Regions from separate parts of the Homo sapiens genome. Here region 2 is linked to region 1. A link is an interaction called in ENCODE POLR2A ChIA-PET data of the cell type or tissue named here. Cell type or tissue: Panc1. All regions are shown on one strand. Links, peaks and the distances in the headings refer to the core of each region. The heading gives the core; the rest is flanking DNA.

Region 1 (5,363 bases), core at 236-5,235:
AGGCTGAGGCAGGAGAATCACTTAAACCTGGGAGGTGGAGGTTGCAGTGAGCCGTGATCATGCCATTGCACTCCAACCTGGGCAAAAAGAGCGAAACATCATCTCAAAAAAAAAAAAAAAAAAAAAAAAAAAACCTCATGAAACTATTTGCTGTTTTTCACATGATGTTGTTAAGAAAGATTTTATTATACCCAAGTAAAGAGACATGATCTCCCAACCAGAATGGACTCGAACTCCTGGGCCCAAGGGATCCCCCCACCTCAGCCTCCAGAGTAGCAGGGACTACAGGCATGCACCGGCACACCTGGCTCCTCCAAGGAGAAATTTATTTTCTGTCCTTGAACCTGGAAGAGAGAGACTCCTGCTTGAGCTTCCCTCCTTACCTTGGCTGCTAGTTGCAATCAAGGGCATCTTAGAGTGGTGAAACCATAAGAATCACCTGGGCAGCTTTTGCAAACTGCACTTGCTCCTCCAGAAATTCCAATCTGTCTCCCTACAAGAAAATGTTCTCCTTCCTCCCATAAGATCCATTGCTTTGGCGAGCCTCTGTGCTATTTATTTTTTTATACTTATTTATTTATTTATCTATTTATTTTTGAGATGGAGTTTTGCTCTTGTTGCCCAGGCTGGAGTGTAATGGTGCAATCTCAGCTCACTGCAACCTCTGCCTCCCGGGTTCAAGCGATTCTCCTGCCTCAGCCTCCCAAGTGGCTGGGATTACAGGCATCCACCACCACACCCGGCTAATTTTTTGTATTTTTAGTAGAGACGGGATTTCACCATGTTGGCCAGGCTGGTCTCGAACTCCTCACCTGAGGTGATACACCTGCCTCGGCCTCCCAAACTGCTAGGATTACAGGCGTGAGCCACCGCGCCTGGCCAACGTCTGTGCTATTTAGCAGAGCAAGTCCTACTCCTCATGTCTGCTGGGTTGGGGAAAGGGTTAAGAATCATTGTCTTGGCTGGGCACGGTGGCTCATGCCTGTAATCCCAGCACTTTGGGAGGCCGAGGCAGGTGGATCACCTGAGGTCAGGAGTTTGAGACCAGCCTGACCAACATGGAGAAACCCCTGGGCAGCTGGGACTACAGGTGCACACCACCACACACAGGATCGCGTTATGCTGCCCAGGTTGGTCTAGAACTCCTGGCCTCCAGCAATCCTCCCATCTTGGCCTCCCAAAGCACTAGTACAGGCTTGAGCCACTGCACCTGGCCCCAAAATTTTATTTATTTATTTATTTATTTCGAGACAGAGTCTCACTCTATCACCCAGCCTGGAGTGCAGTGGTGCGATTTCAGCTGAGCACAACCTCCGCCTCCTGGGTTCAAGCCATTCTCCTGTCTCAGCCTCCTGAGTAGCTGGGATTACAGGCACATGCCACCATGCCCAGCTAATTTTTTAATTTTGAGTAGAGATAGGGTTTTACCATGTTGGCCAGGCTGCTGGTCTTGAACTCCTGACCTCATGATCCACCTGCCTCGGCCTCCCAAAGTGCTGGGATTACCAGCATGAGCCACCGCGCCCAGCTCCAAAATGTTTATTAACCACTAAATTGGAGCAAGCAATGTATCGGTGAGGGTCTCCAGGGCGTGCATGTTTTGCGTCAATGACACTTGCACTCTCTTCTTTCCTACCTTTGCCCATTACCTCATTTTTCTGAGTTTTGGTTAAATGATTGGTTATTTATCCTTTGAAGGGCAAATAGCTACCCAAGCAGCAAGTTAAACAAATGCCTGAGGAGGCTCTCATTGTTAAGAAATCTGAAGTTAAGACTCAATTTACCTCCATCGTTTCCTGTGGACAGGCTAAGGCTAGCAGGTTTATCAATTGAGCCCAGTCCGTTGCTGGGTGGCTGAATTTGCATTTTCCCTCTTCCTGCTCACTTCTCATTTTCCCTCAATCTTGCCACCCTGGGATTGCACCTCCCAATTAAGCACAAGCATGCAGGCTTTGCCTAGGCCTGTTTTCTAGGGCAACTAGACTCATAGACCAATATTATTATTAATTGATATTATCAGTAAGAAGATAGATACACATGTGTAAATATTCCTGGGTTGACCCTGCATTTCTGCTGTCCACCCTGATTTGTTCCCTAAGAGTGACCTTTATGGACCATATAATGGTCTCCCTTGAACTCTGGCCTCTGGGAGGTTTCAATGAAAAGAGCCAGGGGGTGATCAGAGGATGGGAGGATCCCAGCACTTTTGGAAGACTGAGGCAGCAAGATCGCTTGAGACAGGAGTTTGAGACCAGCCTGGGCAACATAATAAGACCCCATCTCTACAAAAATAAAAAACATTAGCTGGGTATGGTGGTGCGTGCCTGTAGTCCCAGCTTCTCAGGAGGCTGAGGCCAGAGGATCGCTTAAGCCCAGGAATTCGAGGTTACAGTGAGCTATAATCACAGCACTGCACTCCAGCCTGGGTGACAGAGTGAGACCGTGTCTCTAAAATTTTTTAATTGGTTTAATTAAAAATAGAGAGGATGAGATGAGAGTGAGATGGGGATTTTTCTTTCCCCACTCCCTCTCTGCTGGTAAAGGCTGCATTTCTCTATTGAAGGCCACGGCTCCTAACAGCTATCTCTTCCATAGCTGCAGCTCTTGCTGGGTTCCAGTAACTGCCCCCTCTCTGCCTCTTCAGGCCAGCAGGTAGCAAGGGCTCTCTATTATTGCTGGCCCCAGGATGCGTTACCATCCCTCTTTGGTTTCCTTTTTTTTTTTTTTTTTGTGAGACGGAGTTCGCTCTTGTCACCCAGGCTAGAGTGCAACGGCGCTATCTTGGCTCACTGCAACCTCCACGTCCTGGGTTCAAGCATTTTTATCTGCCTCAGCCTCCCTAATAGGTGGGATTACAGGTGAGTTCCACCACACTCGGCTAATTTTTGTATTTTTAGTATAGATGGGGCTTCTCCAAGTTAGCCAGGCTGGTCTTGAACTCCTGACCTCAGGTGATCTGCCCGCCTCGGCCTACCAAAGTGCTGGGATTACAGCCGTGAGCCACCCAGCCTCTTTGGTTTCCTTTGACCCTGCCTACACTTCTATAAATAGTTTCTTCCTTAAACTCTCTTCAACTCCTCTTTGAAGAGCCATATGTTTCTTTCTTCTTCTTATTCTTCTTTTTTTTTTTCTTTTTGTTGTTGTTGTTGAGACAGGGTCTCGCTTTGTCACCCAGGCTGGAGTGCAGTGGCACAATCATAGCTCACTGCAACCTCGACCTCCCAGGCTCAAGCAATCCTCCCACCTCATCTCCCGAGTAGCTGGGATACAGACGTGCACCACCACGCCCTGCAGTTCATAATTTTTGTATTTTTTAATTTTTTGTAGAGATGGGGTCTTGCTATGTTGACCAGGCTGGTCTTGAACTCCTAGCCTCAAGCAATCCTCCCACCTCAGTCTCCCAGAGTGTTAGGATCACAGGAGTGAGCCACCGTGCTCGGCCAAGTCATATGTCCCTTAAACTGGCTCTTACTGATACACACCAAGAGGTTGGGTTACTTTCCCAAAGTCACACAGAGTAAGTGACAGGGCAGCTAAGAGCATTGTCACTGGAACACAGAGCAGGGTGGAGGCTTTTTCAGCCTCGCCAGCCTGCCCAGCCCCCTCCCAGGGTCCCTATGCCCTGCCCAACCTGCTGGAATCTGTGATCCTTTTGTTGGGATGGGATTGAATTCCCTAGGGCTCCTGTCCCAGACCTGGCCAGCAGCTCCAGTAACCAGAGCTGTGTGAGAAGAAAAGGCCAAGCCACTGGGGCAGCCGCACCCCAAACAGAGGTGAGGTCTCCGATGAGTCATGCCCGTGAGGGGCCACTTCCCCTGTCCTAAGGGCCACTGCTCACCAAGGACACAGAACACTGTCCTCCTCTTTGACCTTTGCCTGCAGTGTTTTTCATCCCTCCCTCTCCCACCCAACAGGTGTCCAGGAGCTAGGACACCTGTCCTCCACCCCCACCCTGGGCCTCCAGAGACATGAGATGTGCGCAGGGCTCTGGGTGGGGCCTTCAGGCTCCCCAGCTTCCCCCTTCCAGCCCCAGATCCTCTCAGATTCCCAGAGATGGGCTCCAGCCAGGGAGGGTGGGGCTGCCCCTGGGACCATCAGGAGTCACGGGCTGCCTGGGCAGTGACAGAGCCCTGCAGGGAGCAGACCTTCACTTGGCTCTGCCTCCGCTGACTCTAGCGCCATGGCCCGGCACCTGCTCCTCCCCCTTGTGATGCTTGGTAACCTCAGGGGACAAGAGTGGCTGCAAAGGGCCTGGGTCCTGGCATCTGGGGGGCTGGAGAGCAGGATTCCTGGTTTCTGTGTGGGGAGCAGGAAGTCAGAGAGAAGGAAGTGAGGCAGCAGAAGGCGAGGATGTATCAGAGGAGGGAGAGGGAGGCCTGGGTGCCCTGGGGAGACGGAGGCTAGGAGGCTGGGGGAGGGAGTCAGGGAGGGCACATACTGAGTGCGAGTCGCCAGCCTCTTCCTGCCTACCTCTGTCTTTCCAGTCATCAGTCCCATCCCAGGAGCCTTCCAGGACTCAGGTAAGGTAGCCGGACTGGGGGAAAGTCACGTGCAGAGGCAGAAAAGACCAGAGGACTGGCATGGGTGCTGGCAGGGGTTGCTGAACGGACAGGGAAGTGGGAAGATAGGGTCGGGGGTTGGAGAGCAGGAAGTGGGGCTGGGCGGTGCAGGCCTGGAAGTCACAAGTGTCCTCCTCTCTTTCCCCTCTGGCTCCCAGCTCTCAGTCCTACCCAGGAAGAACCTGAAGATCTGGGTAAGGAAGAGGCCTTGGCACCCTCAGACCTTAAAGGAGGCTAAGGCTGGTCAGGCCATGAGGGAGGTGGAAAAGACCAGAAATGTAGACAAGCCTGGGTCCTCTATGTTCTTTGTTCAGAGGGGCAAACTGAAGTGGGTGGAGGACGGGCCTTCGTCCTGAGTTACCTGGGCTTCTGGAGTGGGGAACCCGAGGGGAGCTTTGGCTTCCACGGCTCCCCGTTGCAGACTGCGGGCGCCCTGAGCCCTCGGCCCGCATCGTGGGGGGCTCAAACGCGCAGCCGGGCACCTGGCCTTGGCAAGTGAGCCTGCACCATGGAGGTGGCCACATCTGCGGGGGCTCCCTCATCGCCCCCTCCTGGGTCCTCTCCGCTGCTCACTGTTTCATGACGTGAGTATTCGCCCTGGTCCTGGCCCCTCTCCGCCAAAAGCTGGCCCCCGCCCCCGCAGTTGGTCCCCTCCTCCCGCCCCACTTCCGTCCTCAAGGATAATTTGGAGCCAAGCTGTCCCCAAAGCGAGGTGCTATTCGAGGCATCATGGTTCCGAGTGGGGCAAGGCTGCCGGACTGGTCCCACCACTCCACTCAATATCCGGGTCTGAATCCCATCTTT
Region 2 (5,363 bases), core at 1-5,000, 71 kb before region 1:
CTGGAATTCTCAGGCCTCCTGGTTCCCAAATTCTGATTTCCCCACTGACCTGACTCCAGATCTCCCTACCCCACTGGGTCTTGTCCCCAGCGTCACTCCAACCCCTCACCAGCAGTCCCCAGGCCATGCCAACCCCCACACTTTTTTTTTTTTTTGAGACAGAGTCTCACTCTTGTCACCCAGGCTAGAGTGCAGTGCCGCAATGTCTGCTCACTGCAACCTCCACCTCCTGGGTTCAAGCAATTATCCTGCCTCAGCCTCCCAACTAGCTGGGATTACAGGCGTATGCCACCGCGCCCAGCTCATTTTTGTATTTTCAGTAGAGAGGAGTTTCACCATGTTGGCCAGGCTGGTCTTGAACTCCTGACCTCAGGTGATCCACCCGCCTCCGTCTCCCAAAGTGCTGGGATTACAGGCATGAGCCACCAAGCCAGTCCTACCCCACGCTTGTCAGTATTCTGGGAGATCCCCCAGTTCCCAGCCCCCTGGGCCCTGGCAACCCGCTCCCCACCCTTCTCCCGTCAGACCCGACCAAGGAGACCTAAGCTTCAACCCAGGCCCCCGCGCCCCTCCACTACCCGTCCGGCGGCTCAGGCCTCGGCGCCTTCGGGACCCACGAGCAGCAGCGGCTGGGCATTCTTGCCCTTGTCGTGCCAGCACACGTCGAAGAAGGGGTACACGGGCCTGGGCAGGCGCTCGTGGAAGGCAAAAAGCGGCACGAGCGCGTCGGCGTCGCTGGCATCGTAGAAGGAGAGGACGCCGTCGCCGAAGCTCAGGTAAAGGCCAATGCGCGTGGGCCGCCTCTCGGGGCTGCGCAGAGCGCGCGGCTCCTTGGCCTCCACGTGTGCCTCCAGGATCTTGCCCTCGCGCAGCCCCAGCAGCCACAGGCCCTGCGAGGGCACCGCGTGCAGGCGCCCGCGGCGGGGGGCCTCGGCCGCGATCACGCCCAGCGCCCAGCGCGGCTTGTCGCCAACATCCACCTCCCAGTAGTGCTCGCCCTCGGAGAGCTGCTGGTGCGCCACCACCGCCACCGCCTTGTCGAACTGGCGCGGGTCCTCCCCGGCCGGCGGCGCCTTCTGCTCCGAGCACTCCACGCGGCGGCCAGAGGAAGACACCACCAGGCTCGGGTGCGCAGAGCTCGGGTCAAAGGTCAGCTCCTCCAGCGCTGCCAGAGAGAACACGGTCAGAAAACCCTAGGTTTCTGCCTCGCTGGGGTCTTCTCCCAACCAATTGCAGGCCAGCTTTCTCTCCCCTAATCCTCTTGGCATCTCTGCTCACTGGGCTTGGGCCACAAGATCACACCTGGCTCAACTTCAGTTTGCCCAGCTGTGAGATGAGGCCATGATTGCTTCCCTCCAGGGTTGCAGGCAGGCCTGCATTTTCTTTTTGTTTTTGTTGTTGTTATTGTTGTTGTTTTTTGTTTTTGTTTTTTGTTTTTTTGAGGCGGGGTCTCACTCTGTCGCCCAGGCTGGAGCGCAGGTGCAACCTAGGCTCACTGCAACTTCCAACTCCCAGGCTCAAGCAATCCTCCCATCTCCCATCTCCCAAGTAGCTGGGACTACAGCCACGTGCCACCACACCTGGCTAATTTTTTTAAGTTTTTGTAGAGACAGGTGTTCTCACTATGTTGCCCAGGCTGGTCTCCAACTCCTGGGCTCAAGTGATCCTCCCACCTCGGCCTCCCAAAGTTCTGGGATTACAAGCGTGAGCCACCGAGCCTGGCCAACAGGACTAAATTGATACAAGGCATGGGACTCACCATCTGAGGCCCAGACAAGGCCCAAGGCCCAAGGTCAAGGAGCCTGATCTTCACATCAGCCTAGACCCAGTCTCTGAGCCTTAGTTTTATCTTGAATAAAATGAGGCTGTCTGCATTCCCACCTGCGCTGAGGCAGGAAGGGCTGCCCCAGCAATGTGTATGTCCCAGAGCTCTGTAACCTGCATCATCCAGCTCTTGGGGGGAGGAACTGAGCCCTTGGGCCTCCCCAGCCACAGGCCGCCAGAGTCACTCTCTGACCCAGGCCAGTCCCCAGGGTTCCAGGAGCTCTGCAGAGCCTCAGTCCCCAATTGGCAGGATTTATCATCTCCACCGTCCAGAGAGGGGCAGAGACTGACCAAGGATCACACAGCAAGTCAGTGGCTCAGACCTAGGCCCCAGCGTCCCGTGCCACCAACAGCAGCAGCATTTTCATGTCAGTCACCCACTGCAAACCCCATGCTCTCAAAGGCCCTCCTCCCAACACAGGTTAGAGGACTGCAGCGGCAGTCCAGAGGCAAAGGGGCAATGGGTACCTCCTTCAGTGGCCTCCCCAGTTGGGACTGGGAGGCCTCTCCAGGGTGGCTAGGGCCTCCCATCAACTGCCTGGTCACACACAAACCTGAGCCAGTCCCTCCCGGTACCTGGCATCAGAGCCCGGAACATCTTCCTCCACACCTGGAATTTGAAGTCATCTGAGATAATTGGCAGCTGGATGTCCAGACGGGCGGGTGGGGGAGACTCTGCCAGGATCTTCTGCAGCCTGGGGGTGGGGAGGGGAAGGGGAGGCATGTGTGAGGGGGGAGGACAAGGGCTGGGGGGATTCCAGGATCTCCCCACATCGCACCCCTGCTTAAAACTCTTCCTTTGGAGTTTTGGTTTGGGAAGATGAGAAAATTCTGGAGATAAACACTGGTGATGGTTGTACAATGTGAATGTACTTAGCACCACTGAATTTAAATGCACACTTAAAAATGCTTAAAATGAGCGAGGTAGAGTGTAGTCCCAGCTGCTCAGGGAGGCTGACTCAGGAGGCTCACTGGAGCTCAGAAATTTGAGTCCAGTCTGGGCAACATAGCAAGATCCTGTCTAAAAAAAAAAAAAAAAGAAGAAGAAGAAGCTGAAAATTGTCAATTTTATGTTACATGTATTATTTTACCACTGTTTATTTGGTTTTGGTCTTTTTTTTTTTTTTTTGAGATTGAGTCTGGCTCTATCACCCAGGCTGGGGTGTAGTGGCATGATCTTGGCTCACTGCAGCCTCTGCCTCCCCAGTTCAAGCAATTCTCCTGCCTCAGCCAACCAAGTAGCTGGGATTATAGGCGCCTACCACCATGCCTGGCTAATTTTTGTGTTTTTAGTAGAGGTGAGGTTTTGCCATGTTGGCCAGGCTAGTCTCGAACTGCTGACCTCAGGTGATCTGCCCGCCTCAGCCTCCCAAAGTGCTTGGATGACAGGCGTGAGCCACTGCACCCGGCCCAACTACATTTTCTTTTAATCCTTCTGTTGGGATAAGGTCCAAGCCTCTCAGCTTCGCCAGTGTGCACACACCTACTACCGCAGCTTCCTCTTCCCTCCCACTCGCCAGCCCTCTCGCTGGCTGTCCCCTCTCCCAGCAATGCCATTCTCCCAGCAACACCCTTCTCCCAGCAATGCCCTTCTCCCAGCAACACCCTTCTGCCAGCAACACCCTTCTCCCAGCAACGCCCTTTTCCCTGCAATGCCCTTCTCCCCACAATGCCCTTCTCTCTGCAATGCCCTTCTTCTCCCAGCAATACCCTTCTCCCCGCAATGCCCTTCTCCCAGCAATGCCCTTCTCCCAGCAATGCCCTTCTCCCCACAGTGCGCTTCTTCTCCCAGCAATGCCTTTCTCCCCGCAATGCCCTTCTCCCCACAATGCCCTTCTTCTCCCAGCAATGCCCTTCTCCTAGCAATGCCCTTCTTCTCCCAGCAATGCCCTTCTCCCAGCAATGCCCTTCTCCCAATGCCCTTCTCCCCAGCAATGCCCTTCTCCCCGCAGTGCCCTTCTCCCCACAATGCCCTTCTCCCCACAATGCCCTTCTCCCTGCAATGCCCTTCTCCCCATAATGCCCTTCTCCCAGCAATGCCCTTCTTCTCCCAGCAATGTCCTTCTTCTCCCAGAAATGCCCTTCTCCCAGCAATGCCCTTCTCCCAGCAGTGCCCTTCTCCCCGCAATGCCCTTCTCCCCATAATGCCCTTCTCCCAGCAATGCCCTTCTTTTCCCAGCAATGTTCTTCTCCCAGCAATACCCTTCTTCTCTCAGCAATGCCCTTCTCCCCGCAATGCCTTTCTCCTCACAATGCCCTTCTTCTCCCAACGCTTTGCCTAGCCAGCTCCTGTTCATCCCTCCAGGCCCCAACTCAAACATTCACTCCATCCCTGGCCACCTCTTTCCCTCAACGGCCACACTGAGCACACAGTGACGCCTGTGTCCCCACCCACATGTGTCTCACGGCACCAATCTAGGAGGTCCCTGAGTGAAAGGATCCTTCCAGATCATTTCTGTCTACAACCTTGTGTTCAGGCAGGGGTGGGGCAGCAGACTGAATTGCGGGTGTGCAGGCACAATAGTGAGTGGAGAGTGAGCCGGCTGGTGTCCCTAGAAGACTGGGACAAGTCGGGCAAAGGGACAGGGCCAGGTTGCTCTCACCTGCTGGTCACCAGGCAGTATTTCTGGAGAGAGAGAAAAAGAGAATGGTGGTGAAGCCGATGGTGGGGACACTGGAAACTTTTGAGGATGGGGTAGACAACTAGGAATGCTGAGTGCAACGTCAGAAAGAATCAGAAAAGCTAAAAGAGGCCAGACGAGGTGGCTCATGCCTGTAATCTCAACACTTTGGGAGGCCAAGGTGTGTGGATTGCTTGAGGCCAGGAGTTCGAGACCAGCCTGGCCAACATGGTGAAACCCCATCTCTACTAAAAATACAAAAAAAATAGCTGGGCATGGTGGCAGGCACCTGTAATCCCAGCTACTTGGGAGGCTGAGCCACGAAAATCACTTGAACCCGGGAGAAGGAGGTTTCAGTGAGCCGAAGTCATGCCACTGCACTCCAGCCTGGGCAACAGAGCAAAGCCCTGTCTCAAAAAAAAAAAAAAAAAAAAAAAAAAAAAACGCAAAAGAGACCTAGAACTCAAGGCCACCCCTACCCCTTCACTTTTATGTGGATTACAAAAAGGTATCTTTGCCTCCAAGAAACTCTGATTCCACCTGTTAGAAAACTGTCCTAATAGGCCGGGTGCGGTGACTCATGCCTGTAATCCCAGCACTTTGGGAGGCCAAGGCAGGCAGATTGTTTGAGCCCAGGCATTTGAGACCAGTCTGGGCAACATAATGAGACCCCCATCTCTACTAAAAATACAAAAACTAGCCAGGTAAGCGCCTGTAGTCCCAGCTATGGGAGGCTGAGATTGGAGGATTGCTTGAGCCTACAAGGCTGCAGTGAGCTATGATCATGCCACTGCACTCCAGCCTGGGTGACAGAGTGAGACCCTGCCTTTAAAAAAAAGACCAGGCGCGGTGGCTCACGCCTGTAATCCCAGCACTTTGGGAGGCTAAGGCAGGTGGATCACAAGGTCAGGAGATCAA

The links. ChIA-PET counts read pairs that join two places held together with the same protein. Peaks named below come from ENCODE experiments on the same cell type or tissue, not always from the same donor. Only the 100,000 strongest peaks of a DNase experiment are listed, where the experiment ranks them.
Region 2: POLR2A ChIA-PET joins it to region 1 with 10 read pairs; 7 of 35 experiments call an interaction of 5 or more read pairs at or near these places.

What each region holds. Positions count from the first base shown.
Region 1 is chr16:31,148,853-31,154,215 of GRCh38, reverse strand. It overlaps PRSS36 (serine protease 36), which reads left to right and starts at 4,150. Exons shown (of 15, transcript NM_173502.5): 1 at 4,150-4,217; 2 at 4,485-4,520; 3 at 4,718-4,753; 4 at 4,981-5,143. The coding sequence starts at 4,181. RefSeq lists enhancers at 3,906-4,442, 4,443-4,978, 4,979-5,363. In Panc1, for the core only: no CTCF peak of the experiment used is centred there; no DNase peak of the experiment used is centred there.
Region 2 is chr16:31,219,983-31,225,345 of GRCh38, reverse strand. TRIM72 (tripartite motif containing 72) reads right to left here. Exons shown (of 7, transcript NM_001008274.4): 5 at 4,428-4,450; 6 at 2,401-2,519; 7 at 1-1,165. The coding sequence ends at 591. Among named protein-coding and RNA genes, the nearest start is that of PYDC1, 5.5 kb to the right of the region's middle. In Panc1, for the core only: no CTCF peak of the experiment used is centred there; no DNase peak of the experiment used is centred there.